Regions from separate parts of the Homo sapiens genome. Here all the other regions are linked to region 2. The links are chromatin contacts, found by Hi-C or POLR2A ChIA-PET in ENCODE. All regions are on one chromosome and are shown on one strand. Each heading gives the region's core, a stretch centred on a gene start or an enhancer-like site at or near the end of the contact. The rest is flanking DNA. Distances are from core to core; before and after follow the strand shown. Region 1 has its middle 42 kb from the start of LINC01203. Region 2 has its middle 47 kb from the start of LINC02154. Region 3 has its middle 110 kb from the start of FAM9C.

What was found. A loop is a pair of places that touch in the nucleus more often than their neighbours do. ChIA-PET counts read pairs that join two places held with the same protein, here RNA polymerase II (POLR2A). Pooled maps may share reads with other maps.
Region 1: a loop to region 2 is called in a pooled map, with 4 times the contacts of the local background. The contact joins two enhancer-like sites. A Hi-C loop is called at or near these places in 1 of 168 maps with a recorded cell type or tissue (GM12878), 1 of 37 single-sample maps with no recorded cell type and 8 of 50 pooled maps. POLR2A ChIA-PET finds 5 or more read pairs at or near these places in 1 of 52 experiments (BJ).
Region 3: a pooled map shows a loop between it and region 2 (7-fold over the local background). The contact joins two enhancer-like sites. A Hi-C loop is called at or near these places in 1 of 37 single-sample maps with no recorded cell type and 9 of 50 pooled maps. POLR2A ChIA-PET finds 5 or more read pairs at or near these places in 1 of 52 experiments (CD4-positive, alpha-beta T cell).

What each region holds. Positions count from the first base shown.
Region 1 is chrX:13,375,259-13,379,533 of GRCh38, reverse strand. It overlaps the pseudogene GPX1P1. Among named protein-coding and RNA genes, the nearest start is that of LINC01203, 42 kb to the right of the region's middle. Within about 2 kb of position 2,598, at least 8 of the 41 ENCODE cell types and tissues checked have a DNase peak (open chromatin) inside an H3K27ac peak, as active enhancers do.
Region 2 is chrX:13,254,021-13,258,338 of GRCh38, reverse strand. No RefSeq gene overlaps it. Among named protein-coding and RNA genes, the nearest start is that of LINC02154, 47 kb to the left of the region's middle. RefSeq lists enhancers at 927-976, 3,907-4,026. Within about 2 kb of position 1,663, at least 2 of the 41 ENCODE cell types and tissues checked have a DNase peak (open chromatin) inside an H3K27ac peak, as active enhancers do.
Region 3 is chrX:13,149,826-13,154,202 of GRCh38, reverse strand. No RefSeq gene overlaps it. Among named protein-coding and RNA genes, the nearest start is that of FAM9C, 110 kb to the right of the region's middle. RefSeq lists an enhancer at 1,218-1,817. Within about 2 kb of position 2,627, at least 3 of the 41 ENCODE cell types and tissues checked have a DNase peak (open chromatin) inside an H3K27ac peak, as active enhancers do.

The sequences.
Region 1 (4,275 bases), core at 1,349-3,848, 120 kb before region 2:
ACGTAAAACTATGATCTCAAATAAATTTGTATGCGTTTTCTCCTATTAATCTAATCTGTCTCTTGTCAGTGATTTTCAGAGAACCTTCAGAGGGCAAAGAGGAAGTTTTCCCATGGCTCCGACCCTGTGAAAAGAATGCACTGGAGACAGTGCTTGTTCGGGGCGCTCCGCTGGCTTCTTGGACAATTGCGCCATGTGTGCTGCTCGGCCAGCGGCGGCGGCGGCCCAGTCGGTGTATGCCTTCTCGGCGCGCCCGCTGGCCGGCGGGGAGCCTGTGAGCCTGGGCTCCCTGCGGTGCAAGGTACTACTTATAGAGAATGTGGCGTCCCTCTGAGGCTCCACGGTCCGGGACTACACCCAGATGAACGAGCTGCAGCGGCGCCTCGGACCCCGGGGCCTGGTGGTGCTCGGCTTCCCGTGCAACCAGTTTGGGCATCAGGAGAACGCCAAGAACGAAGAGATTCTGAATTCCCTCAAGTACGTCCGACCTGGTGGTGGGTTCGAGCCCAACTTCATGCTCTTCGAGAAGGGCGAGGTGAACGGTGCGGGGGCGCACACTCTCTTTGCCTTCCTGCGGGAGGCCCTGCCAGCCCCCAGCGACGACGCCACTGCGCTTATGACCGACCCCAAGCTCATCACCTGGTCTCCGGTGTGTCGCAACGATGTTGCCTAGAACTTTGAGAAGTTCCTGGTGGGCCCTGACGGTGTGCCCCTACGCAGGTACAGCCGCCGCTTCCAGACCATTGACATCGAGCCTGACATCGAAGCCCTGCTGTCTCAAGGGCCCAGCTGTGCCTAGGGCGCCCCTCCTACCCCGGCTGCTTGGCAGTTGCAGTGCTGCTCTCTGGGGGGTTTTCATCTATGAGGGTGTTTCCTCTAAACCTACAAGGGAGGAACACCTGATCTTCCAGAAAATACCCCCTCGAGATGGGCGCCGGTCCTGTCCATCCCAGTCTCTGCCAGACCAAGGCGAGTTTCCCCACTAATAAAGTGCTGGGTGTCAGCAGAAAAAAAAAAAAGAAAAGAATGCACTGGAGCAAAGAAACCAGAAGATAGCTTAGAAGAAACTATTGTAACGGTCCAGGCAGGACTTACTGAAGGTCAGAATTAAGGCAATAGCAATGAGAATAGAGAAGTCAAGATCGTTTCAAGCAATGCTAAGGAGATGGAATCTACAAGACTCCATTGATTCCATAAGGCCCCAGTGACTGATTGACGGTAGAGTTGGGTACCCAAAGTTAGGTTTCTGACTTGAAGGGAACATTGGAGAGGGGACAGGTGTTGAGTTGAAATGTTGCTGAAATGCTTGTGGGATTACCTGTGCTTCTGAAATGTTGTTTAAAGTGTTTGTGGGATTACTAAGAAGCACGAGTAGATCAAGTTAATATTCAGAAACTGTTTATCACATGCTGGGCTATGGGATCAATTTACTGGACTGAACTTCATACATTAAAGTTCCTTATTATTCCCTCTATCATGTAATTTAGAGAGCAAGGAGAGAACAAAGACACAGGTCAAAAAGCTTCTTTAAAATCTCACTTACTCTCCTTCTCTACTTCCATTTACCCTGAGAATAAAGAAGAATAAAGGGGTGGGAAAGGCCTATCCTCATTCCTCTTGCTCTTTCCACAGAGGACAATGAGGCAGGACTGAGCAGTGTCTTCATCCCTCACGGAATTCCAAGGTGGATGCCATCTGTGAAGCGACTTCGTGTTGGCCTGAACTTGCTAGGAGCTTTTAGCCACTCATTTGGTTGTAATCCAACACATGACGTAATAGTCGGCCGTCTGGATTAATCAGTCCCAGCTGTTGGACGCTCTGCTCTGTGTGGGGGTTCAAGCCTCTCCATCTGTTCCTGGGGCCTCTCCACTTATCCCTTCTCTGCTTGAGCCTCCAGCCATGACAGATGGCTCTTTCTCAGTATTACAGATAATTTTTCTCTGATCAGTGTCTCAGCTCCAATTTGTGCTTAACATTTTTAACTGCCCCTCATCACTGCCATCACCTTAGGCATTTATGGAGATTTATACTACATATGCATATGTATGTGTCTGCATGCATATAATGACCCGCACACACATTCATAATTTCATTCTGTTTACCATTCGCACACAACAACTAGCATTGTGGTCATGCTGGTTGCCCCTCCCTTACTGGGTTATTTCTTTTGGAGAATCTATCTAGATGATCTTACTCACTGGAAAGGCGTGATACGAAGGCGACTCAGCTGGGTGAAAACGTGGTTGGAGCATAAGAGTCCCAGCATCAAACAGTAATAGAAACAGCAGTAGCAGCAGTGTATTTCCACAGCACTCTTAAACTCGGCTTGGATTCTCTACAATGGCTGTGGGTAGAAAAAATAGCAGGGCCTCTGACGAGTTGTGGATCAACTCCAAAACCCCTCTCCACCACATTTATGAGTACTTGAAACCACAAAAGTTATAATCTCCCAGTCCCAAGGGCCTATTCTATATCCTGCTGCTCCAGCCAGGCAGCTTCATTTTTGGCTCTGAGAACCACATCTCTGTAATTACAAAACTTGAGTTCAAACAATGTGGGGATTTTCGGGAGTGGTTGAGAAAGACTGTCAATAGAGAGACTGCACATGGCAGCTGTAGCCCAAGCCAGGGAATATTCTCATCAGCAAACCACAGAACAGGCTTTGGAACAATGTCTTTTACCACACCTGCTATCCCAGTCATCTTCACACGTGAAAGGATAAAATTTACACAGATGTTTCATTTCCTCCAGGGAATATTTCAAAGCAATGATAGTTTTCATTTATTATTTTATGTCTAATTATTAGCACTGTTCTTTTTTTTTTCTTTTTTTGGCCAATGATGATAGTAGTGGTTTCCTTTAAGACTGGATATCTAAAATAGTCTACTTTATTTCCCTTAGCAATCTTTATGTTTCATATATTTGATACAAATAATACTATTGCAGTGGTGGTCAACCAGGGTTGATTTTGCCCTCCAGGGGACATCTGGCAATATCTGGAGACATTTTGGTTGACACAACTTCTGTGGGAGTGGAGGTGCTCCTGGTATCTAGCAGGTGGAGGCCAGGGAAGCTGAAAACTGGATTATTTGTTAATTATGCCACTGCTATGCTGTCAGTAAATCTGACGAATGCTGTTCCGTGAAAAGGAGAGCTCAAGGGTGTGGAATTCCAGGTGCCAGGCAAGCCTTCTTCCAGAATATTTTGACCTGGATGAAGGCTCACCCCAGAAACCAAAAAATTTTACTTTGATCTTGACTAAATTCTGGGGACCAGCCAGAATATAGGGGCTGGCATGTGATTGTGATGGGATTGTTTGCCCTGCCAGACAATGTAAGTTGGATCTATTTTTGGTGGATGTCTTGGGGCCTGGTGTCTTTTTCTTCCTCTTCAGTGCTTTTCTCAAGACTAAGGATTTTCTTAACCTATAGTCTCTTGTACAGCTAATCATATACTCTTTAAGAAGCAAACAAAATTGATGTGCATAAATCAAGTGCAAAATTGATTTAAGATTGATTTCTTTGGTTTAAAAAAAATGAGAGTGGCCGAGCATGGTGGCTCATGCCTGTAATCCCAGCACTTCGGGAGGCTGAGGCGGGTGGATTGCCTGAGCTCAGGAGTTTGAGATCAGCCTAGGGAATGTGGCAAAACCCCATCTTTACCAAAAATACAAAAAATTAGCCGGGCATGATGGCACATGCCTGTGGTCACAGCTACTCAGGAAGCTGAGTTAGGAGGATCACTTGGGCCTGGGAGGTGGAGGTTACAGTGAGCGGAGATCGCACCACTGCACTCCAGCCTGGGCAACAGAGCGGGACCCTGTCTGGAAAAAAAAATAATAATAAGAGTGGCAAATACTTGACGTGGGAGGCATGCATGACCCTGCAAAGATTTTTACCAGGTCTGCCCACCTTCTTTTTCTATTAAGCCATAAAACTTCTGAAGCCAGTCTTGCCCACAATATTCTATTTTCTAGAATCTGCAGAGTCAGAGTTCAATGAAGGATTTTTTTTAATTGTAAACCAAACTAAAAATAACCTAAAAACTTACCTTTTTGAGAGTGATGCTTCCAGACTGCAACATTATATAAGGATGATCTCTCCATCTTCTCATCCCCAGATGTCCTGCTGCTCCTAATGATAGAATACAGAGAGGCGTACCCTATTTAGGTGGGCATGTGATGTTCTTTCAGCAGATGCCCAAAGAAAAGAACCAGTGCTCTTTGTTTTGTCTCTGGTCAGCTTCTAGTACTTTTTCTAGTTCTCCGTAAGTAAT
Region 2 (4,318 bases), core at 414-2,913:
AACTGGGGAAGGGGTGCTACTGGCATCTAGTGGGTAGAAGCCAGGGATGCTGCAAAACATCCTACCACGCACGGGACAATGATGCAGTCCAAAATATCAATAGTGCTGAGGTGAAGAAATCCTGGTCTAGAGCAGTGGTTTTCAACCCTCAATGTTCATTAGAGTCACTTGGGAAACTTTAAAAAATCCCTATGCCCTGGTCATTCCCCAGGCCAACTAAATCAGAAACTCTGAGATTGGGGCCCAACCCAGGTTTTGGTGCTTTTTAAAGAGATCTCCAAGTGATTCTAATATGAAGCCAGAGTTGAGAGCTACTGGCATAAAGATAGTCCAAAATATCCTATTCTTAAGCCCTCAACATATCTGACTCCTATGAACATCCATTTTGTGTCTCTCATGCAGTCTTCTGCCAAAACCATGTCCCTGTCTTTTACTTAGTCTATTTGTCACTGCAGGGCTCTTGAAACCTGTCAGACACCTAAATATGGAAACAATAGACACTGGGGACTACTAGATGACAGAGGGAGGGAGAGGGGCTAGCGTTGAAAAACTAACTGTTGGGTCCTATGTTCACCACCCGGGTGAAGGGATCAGATCATTCACATCCCAAACCTCACTATTATGTAATACGCCATGTAACAAACCTACACATGTACTCCATGAATCTAAAAGTTGAAATTATATATATAATATTTATAAATATTAACATATATTTATAAATGTTATGTATACATATACATTATGTATATGTATATGTATATGTATATGTATATGTATATGTATATGTATATGTATATGTATATGTGTGTATATATAGGAACCTGTCAGGCAAAGATAGGTTTTGGCTTTACCCTATCAAACGAAAGGGGATTTCAGAGGGCTTCTCTGGTAAACCACACCGTAGAATGCTTCCTACCCACTGGGGAAACCCAAGTTAAAAATGGTTAACAGGAAATCTAGTTGAGGGATATAATTAGCAATTATTAGCTCTTCGGTGGCTGTATTCATATTACATGAGATTATTCAGTAGCAGGAAAGGCTAGACTTATATCAAGTCTGTTTAGCTTAATAAAGCCAAAAAGAACAGTTGTTTTTGCATTTTTAGGTGGAAAAAACACACATTCTGAAGTTGCTCTTGTTAATTTGTTGAATGTTGTTGGAAAAGATGTTTCGCCAGAAGAAATAAAATTTCATAGTTTTTGTGAGAGATCAAAACACATTGCCTATGTCATCCTTTAATTGTCAAAAGATAATAAACAGAACTTTCTTACCCTGTTTCACTTAAGACTAACAGCTTGGAGGAAAAAAAATCAGAGGCCTTTGTTTTCTGCAAATTCACTGGGCAGCCATGTACAGTCTGGTGGTTCAAAGCTTTCATGATCTGTCCTCTGAGAACTTTGGAAAAACAACCCATGAGTACACAAGACTTTCTTTTTAAATTGGATTATTCTTTAATGAGGGTATGATTTGCTCAGGGTTATGTCAACTCCAAGCACCCTAGTTATGCTTCTTGGTGAGAATGTACAAGCCTCTCAGCACAGCTCAGCTTCTCTCTGTTGCATCTCTATCAAGGTCCTGCCTAGCAACAGCTGAAGGGAGCAGTTGAATGAAGATGTTCATTAATGCAGATGAGTGGCTTGTTGGCACAAGAACTTTCCAGCTAGAGCTGGGGGCAGAGTCCCTGACTCTTTCATCTTAAACACTGTGATACTGCTCACTTTAGGCTGGAGCTTCTCGGTGACATTCGGGGCTGGCCATTCTTAGTTGTGGGGGCCTGTCCTGGGCATTGGAGAATGTTTAGCAGCATCCTTGGGCCCTACCCACTAGATGCCAGTATCACCTCCAAGTGGTGACAACCAAAGATGTCTCTAAACATTGCCAAATGTCCCCTGGGGGACAAAATTACTCCCATTTCAGAACCTTTGTTACAAACTTATCAACTTCTAGCCGATAGTTTCAACAGGGAACTGCTGTAGGGCTTTAAATGTGTGAAACAATGAGATGAGGGAGGGGGCTTGTGATGTGATCTGATTGCTGCTTTGAGACGGTCCCTTGGCTGCTGCTTGCAGGGAGAAAGGAGACAAGAAGGTATTCCAAGAGACTTGCTCAATTCATGGTATTAGTCCAGGAAAGAGGGGATAATGGCATAGAGTGGGATTTTAGCAGTAGGAATGGAGAAGAAAGGAGGCATTGGAGAAATGTTTGGAGAGAGAGCTACAAGCCACCAGAACAAGTTGATGGACTAGAAAATATGTGGACAAAACAGATCAGCATCCAAGATGGCTCTTAGATTGTTGGTGCTCAGTACTACGTACTGACATGTAGAATATAGCAGGAGAAACTGGTGGAATGGGGGAATTCTTGGAGAGGTAGGGAGAATCAAGAATCCTGCTTTGGACGGGGCACAGTGGCTCACACCTGTAATCCCAGCACTTTGGGAGGCCAAGGTGGGAAGATCATTTGAGGCCAGGAGTTTGAGACCAGCCTGGCCAATATGGTGAAACCCCATCTCTACTAAAAATACAAAAATTAGCTGGGTGTGGTGGCACACACCTGTAATTCCAGCTACTCGGGAGGCTGAGGCAGGAGAATCACTTGAACCCAAGAGGCAGATGTTGCAGTGAGCCAATGAGCCAAGATTGCACCACTGCACTCCAGCCTGAGCAGCAGAGTGAGACTTACTCCAAAAAAAAAAAAAAAGAATCCAGGTTTGAGATCTCAATTGCCAGCTCATCAGGGTGAGGAGGTTACTGGGTCCAAGAGTCCTAGAACTCAGGGGAGAGGAGTTGGGAAAATAGGTTTGGTAAGAAGACAGATAATATTTGAAGCTATAGAGAAGTGAGTGTAAATGGAAAAGAATTGAGAACTTTATACTCTTGGCAACTCTATAATTTCGAGCTCCATTTTCAACCCCACCCTGCCACAGATTAGAGGCAACACATTAGAAATGGAAGAGGCTAGCGGAGACTTAGACTAGCTTGATTTAGCAGGAAACCCAGTTAAGTTTGAATTTCACATAAATAGTGAATAATTTTTAACTAAGTATGCTTTGGACATACTCATTTTGTCTCGCAATCCTAAACGGAGACCAACACCAGGGAAAGACGGCAATGTTTGATGATCATGATGTGTGCCTTGAGACACAGCAGATGAAACAATGCTTGACACCTTCTTTGAGAAGATGGGCAAATGTGCAGCATGTTTGAAAATGTATTTCCAAAATGAGATGTGTGACAAAGAGTTAAACATCCCTACAACAACCACAACCACAACCACCCCTGAAGAGGAAGCCTCAACCTCCCAATCCTCTATGCTAGCTACAAAACTATAGCTGAATTTTCTGGGCAACTCCATAGGCCTAAGGGACAAGAAAGCACCTTAGCAGATAGAAGATGTGAGAGCCCATTATTATAACTGGACAAGAAACTCAAAAGCTACAGTAGCTTTTATTGTTATGGCACAAGACACTTTAGAAACAGTTGATTTAACAGTTACTTTATGTTTTGTAGGTGAAGAAACTAAGACCTTGTGATGAGGTGTGCAAACAGTGGAGCCAGATAAAACCCGGGTCTTTTGACTCCTAAGCATAAACTACTCCAGGATTCACCAAGTGTGGGACACAAAATGAGAACACATAGAATATCATGGCCCTTGAGTTAAGCTGTCCTGAAGAACCCTGCTAGGCCATGCATGCTGAGTCATGCAGAGGGGGCCCCCAGGTGGCTCAGGGCAGTGTTCATTGCCTAACCGGCACTGAAGTCCTGTACTTCAATATTTTATCATCCAGTCAGACATGCTGGTGCTTACGAGCTGAATACTGACCTTGTTCCCAACCTATCTTCTATCATGCCTTCTTTTTGTAGGGTCTTGTCTCCTCTTGTCACAAAAACATAGAAATTTCTTTCCAGCACAAACTACCTAAAAGGGAAGGATAAACCAGATTGTCTGCTCTCTTAAGCATTTGTAGACAGACAACTTTTAAATAGAAGTGCATGCATGAGGTTCTAAAAGCTGTACAGGAACAGCAAGTCCCAGCCAGAGATCCTTCTAGAAAGAGAAACTCAAACTCCTGCTGTGACTATCGAAAATGAGAGTGTGGGAGATTTGGCTGTTGAGAGAAAAGCTGGTATCTTTGCTTCAGGTGAAATCGCAAGATTATGAAGTAAACTTAAAATAATCATAGAGTTGCATCCTCTAGCCTGGCTGGTGAAGTATGTTGAGTGTAGATTTAAGGAAGAAAGCTATGGAGCACACTTTGAGTGGCAAGTGTCTAATGAGTGTAATGACTGCCTAGAATATTTCATTTGTATTATCCTTG
Region 3 (4,377 bases), core at 1,378-3,877, 110 kb after region 2:
GAGAAAGAGTTTAATAATCACAGGGCCAGCTAAGTGGAAGAACAAGAGTTTAGTACTCAAATCAGCTTCCCCAAAAGCTTGGAGGGTAGGGTTTTTTCAAGGATATTTTGGCAGGCAGGGGGCTAGGGATTGGGTGTGCTGATTGGTTAGGAATGAAATTGTAGGGTTGTGGAAAACAATCCTTGTGCACTGACTCAGCCTCTGGGTGGGGGCCACGGGATTAGTTGAGTCATGAGTCATGGGTCGGGGTAGAGTCAGTTGGTTGCCATAATGCAAAAATCTGAAAACCATCTCAAAAGACCAATCTTAGGTTTTACACTAGTGATGTTATCTACGGGAGCAATTGGGGAAGTCACAAATCTTATAATTTCTGCCACATGACTCCTGAGTAGTAAGGGATTACAGAAGCAAGCTAGGAGGCTGGGCATGGTGGCTTACATCTGTAATTCCAACACTTTGGGAGGCTGAGGTGGGAGGATCTCTTGAACTCAGCAGTTCAAGGCCAGCCTGAGCAATATAGTGAGACCCTGTCTCTTTAAAAAATAAAAATAAAATAGAAAGCAAGTTAGGGAACAATGGCTGGTTATCGTTTACACCTACATCTCAGCAGAATTCAGGCCCCTCCCATAATCCTAATCTTGTGGCCCTTCATTAGTTTTACAAAGGTAGTTTTAGTCCCTGAACAAGGAGGGGTTCTGGGAGGAACTATTATCATCCTTGCTTCAATGTTAAACTGTAAACTAAATTCCTCCCACGGTTAGCTTGGCCTATGCCCAGGAATGAGCAAGAATAGCCAGATTGTGAGGCTAGAAGCAAGATGGAGCCAGCCATGCTAGACTTCTGTCACTGTCATGATGTTTGCAAAGGTGGTTTCAGAAGGAGGCCAAAGCAGAAATGGTCACAGATCCATTCATAGATGAGGAGGGGCTGCAGAGAGAAGAAAGTGGTTAGCCATGATACTCTTAATGTTTTCTTAGAATGTAATGGCCCAAGGGGTTCTTTCCTGCCCCCTACACAAAGAAAGACCATGGTATTGTAGCAAAGGAAGAGTTTAATAGACAGGCTGGCCACACCACATGGGAGATGGAGTTAGTACTCAAATCATTCTCCAAAGCTCACAAGTTAGGCGTTTCTCAAAGGCATCTTTGGGGGAAGGGGTGGGGGTGGCTAGGCTTGCAGCTGGTTGGTTGGTGCAGAGATGAAATCATAGCCAGTTGCACCTGTTCTCCTGTGTGCTGAATTGCTTCTGGGTGGGACCACAGGAGCAGAGTTGGAGGGTCCAGGTGGAGCCATGGGTGTCAGACATACAAAAAGCCTGAAAAGATATCTCAAAAGGCCAATCTTAAGTTCTACAATAGTGATGTTATTTGTAGGAGTAATTGGGGAAATTGCATATCTTATAACCTCTGGAATAATGGCTGGCAATTGTTCATGTTTGCATCTTAGCAGAACCCAGGCTGCTCTCCTCCCCGCAGCCTGATGGCCTTCCATTAGCGTTACAAAAGCGATTGAGTTTTACGGGAGGCTTTTTATCATTTAAACTGCAGCCTAAATGTCTCTCAAAATCAGCTTGGCCCAAAAGCCCAGGAATAATTAAAGGAAAGGCAAACTGTGGGGTGGGTTAGCTCAGCTCACCGTTACAACTTTTCTCGCAAAGGCAATTTCAAGAAGCTCCCTGCATTACTGCCCACAGCAACGAGTCTCCTTTTAACATGCAGATTCACGTCGATCATAACGAGCTCAACTTGCATCTGAAGACTGGAGACTCTCACTGACACATCTTAACCCACAATGTGTACTATCCAGGCAGAATATTTGCAAGGTCTACCCTTCTCCTTTTAAATCAAAATTCAGCCCACCTTCAGCTTGGTATTCCTGCCACACAGAGCCCCTGAGAGCTTCAGCAGAGAACTGGCTGATGTGTTCTGAGTGTTGTTTTCTTTGATTCCTTGTGAGTGGCATTTTCTTTTATTTCTTCCTGTGTCTCTTTAATTACTGGCAGCTCCAGAAGCAATGAGAAGCTGGGAGGAAAGACTTCGTCAGAAAGCTTCAGGCTGAGAGGAGAGCTTGAAAGATAGGGATCTGCCAGCACCTCTGTGGTTATCGACTCTTTCATGTAACCACTTACCAGAGTATATCAGACAGTATTTTGCAGTAACGAAGACAGAGCCATAGCAACCAGACTACAAAGAGAAGCCCAGGGTTCTGGAAATGGCTCCAAGTCTCTGAAGAGATGTTAGCATTTCACAGCTTCCATTTCTTTTTGTGTTTGTTTCCTTTTGGTAGCCACTGGAGACAAGCCGTGTTTTCTTTACACACCCCAAAACTAGGGAAATTTTTATTTACCACAGCTGGGTATATGAGCCTAAGACTGGAATTCTTCAGTTAACAGTCATGTTAAATGGAAATTCATTTTCTCAGTCAGGAAAACTATCCTCAGAACATATTTTCTGAGCCGCTATCTAATATCTGGTGCTTTTTCACACTAATAATAATCTTTTTCTCCTTCCTAAAAAACTGAAAGTTATAATTAAGTAGAGGAAGCAAAAAACCCTTCCCTTGACACTGTACTAGTTATGTGGAAGTCCTTCATCAGGAATGAGTCACTCACGTAAATTGAAAGCTGCTCTGGGTCCCCACCTTTGAGTTAGAGTCCCCGCAACTTCTCTACTATAGCTATGTGGGCTTTTACAAAAGAATAATGATGTGAGACTCCAAAAGAGGACAAAACTTGTGACTATGCTTGTGAAGGTAAGCATGACACTGTATTGTCCATTTGGGGGCCACCCCTCTGGTGAAATAGGTGCCTACTGTCCCTTATTACCCACCAAAACATGTATCCACCCTATGTTTAAAATTGTGTAGGCTACCAAAAGAATTGAAAGTAGGGACAGAAACAAATACTTGTACATGCATGTGCATAGTAGCACCATTCACCATAGCCAAGAGGTAGAAACAACCCAAATATTTATCAGTGGATGAATGGATAAACAAAATATGGTCTATCCATACAATGGAAAATTATTCAGCCATAAAAAGTAAAGCAGTACTGATAAACACTGTAGCACAAATTAACCTGAAAGAATTATGCTAAGTGAAAGAAGCCAGACACAAAAGGCCACACATTGTACGATTCCATTTATAGGAAATGTCCAGAAAAAGCAAATCCATGGAAAGAGAAAGCAGATTGTTGATGGCCAGAGGCTGGAGGTAGAGGGCAGTGAGGAATGACCACTAAGGAAAATGGTGCTTCCTTTTGGGGCAATGAAAAAGTTCTGGAACTTTTCATTATGTGCCAAAAGTGCTAAAAGAATATGCTGAAAGTCACTGAATTGTATACTTTAAAGTGGTTAATTTTGTGTTATGTAAATTTTACTTCAATTTTTGAAATTCCCATATTCTTCTTTTAAAAATTTTATATATTATGATAGAGACAAGGTCTTGCTGTGTTGCTCAGGCTGGTCTCAAATTCCTGAGTCCAAGTGATCCTCCTTGCCTTGGCCTCCTGAAGTGCTGGGATTACAGGCATGAGCCACTGTGCCTTGCCATATTCTTGAAAAGTGCTAAGAGAGTAGATTTAAGTGTTTTCACCACAAAAAAAAATTATAAGAATGTGAGGTAATAAATATTAATTGTCTCGACTTAGCCATTCCATGATATATACATATTTTAAAACAACGTGTTGTAAATGATAAATATATACGATTTTATTTGTCAATTTAAGTAAATAAATTTAAAAGTAAAAAAAGAATTTTAAGAAAAAACTCTCTCCAAAAAATATTTACAAGTCACAGTTGTCATGATGTCACATAAAAACTTTTTAAATATAAATATTATACTCAAAATATTAAAGAAAAATTATAATTAAAGCAGACTGACAGACAGGTGTATTCAATTCATTCTGTTAATATTAAGTAAGCCTTCTGTTCTCAACTAGAGGGGGAAAGATAGGCAAACAAACTGCTCACTGCTGTGATAAGGACGGGAGCAGGGTGGGAAAGTGGGAGTTGGGATAGCTGCTTTGCTCAAAGAGCTCATAGAAGACAAACATTGACAGCATGCCTTGTACTAGGAGGCCACACCCTGCCCCAGCTTGAATCTCAAGAAAAGTTAATGAGAAAGGCAAGGCAGAACTTGGTTTGGAGCTCAAAGGAATGATAAAGAGCATAGTAAATATTAATGAGAGTTTAGAGATGGAAAAGCTCTCAGAAGCTGGACTCCTCACAGGCTGAAAGCACAGAGTAGGCCTGAGTTCTAAGTGAGAATCAGGAGTCAGGGTGTCTAGTCCTTGGTTAGGTCACTACATGACTATGAACTTGGCCATGCCGTGTAACTTCCTGGGTCTTGGCTTTCTTTGCTAAGTGCTTCCCCAGACTG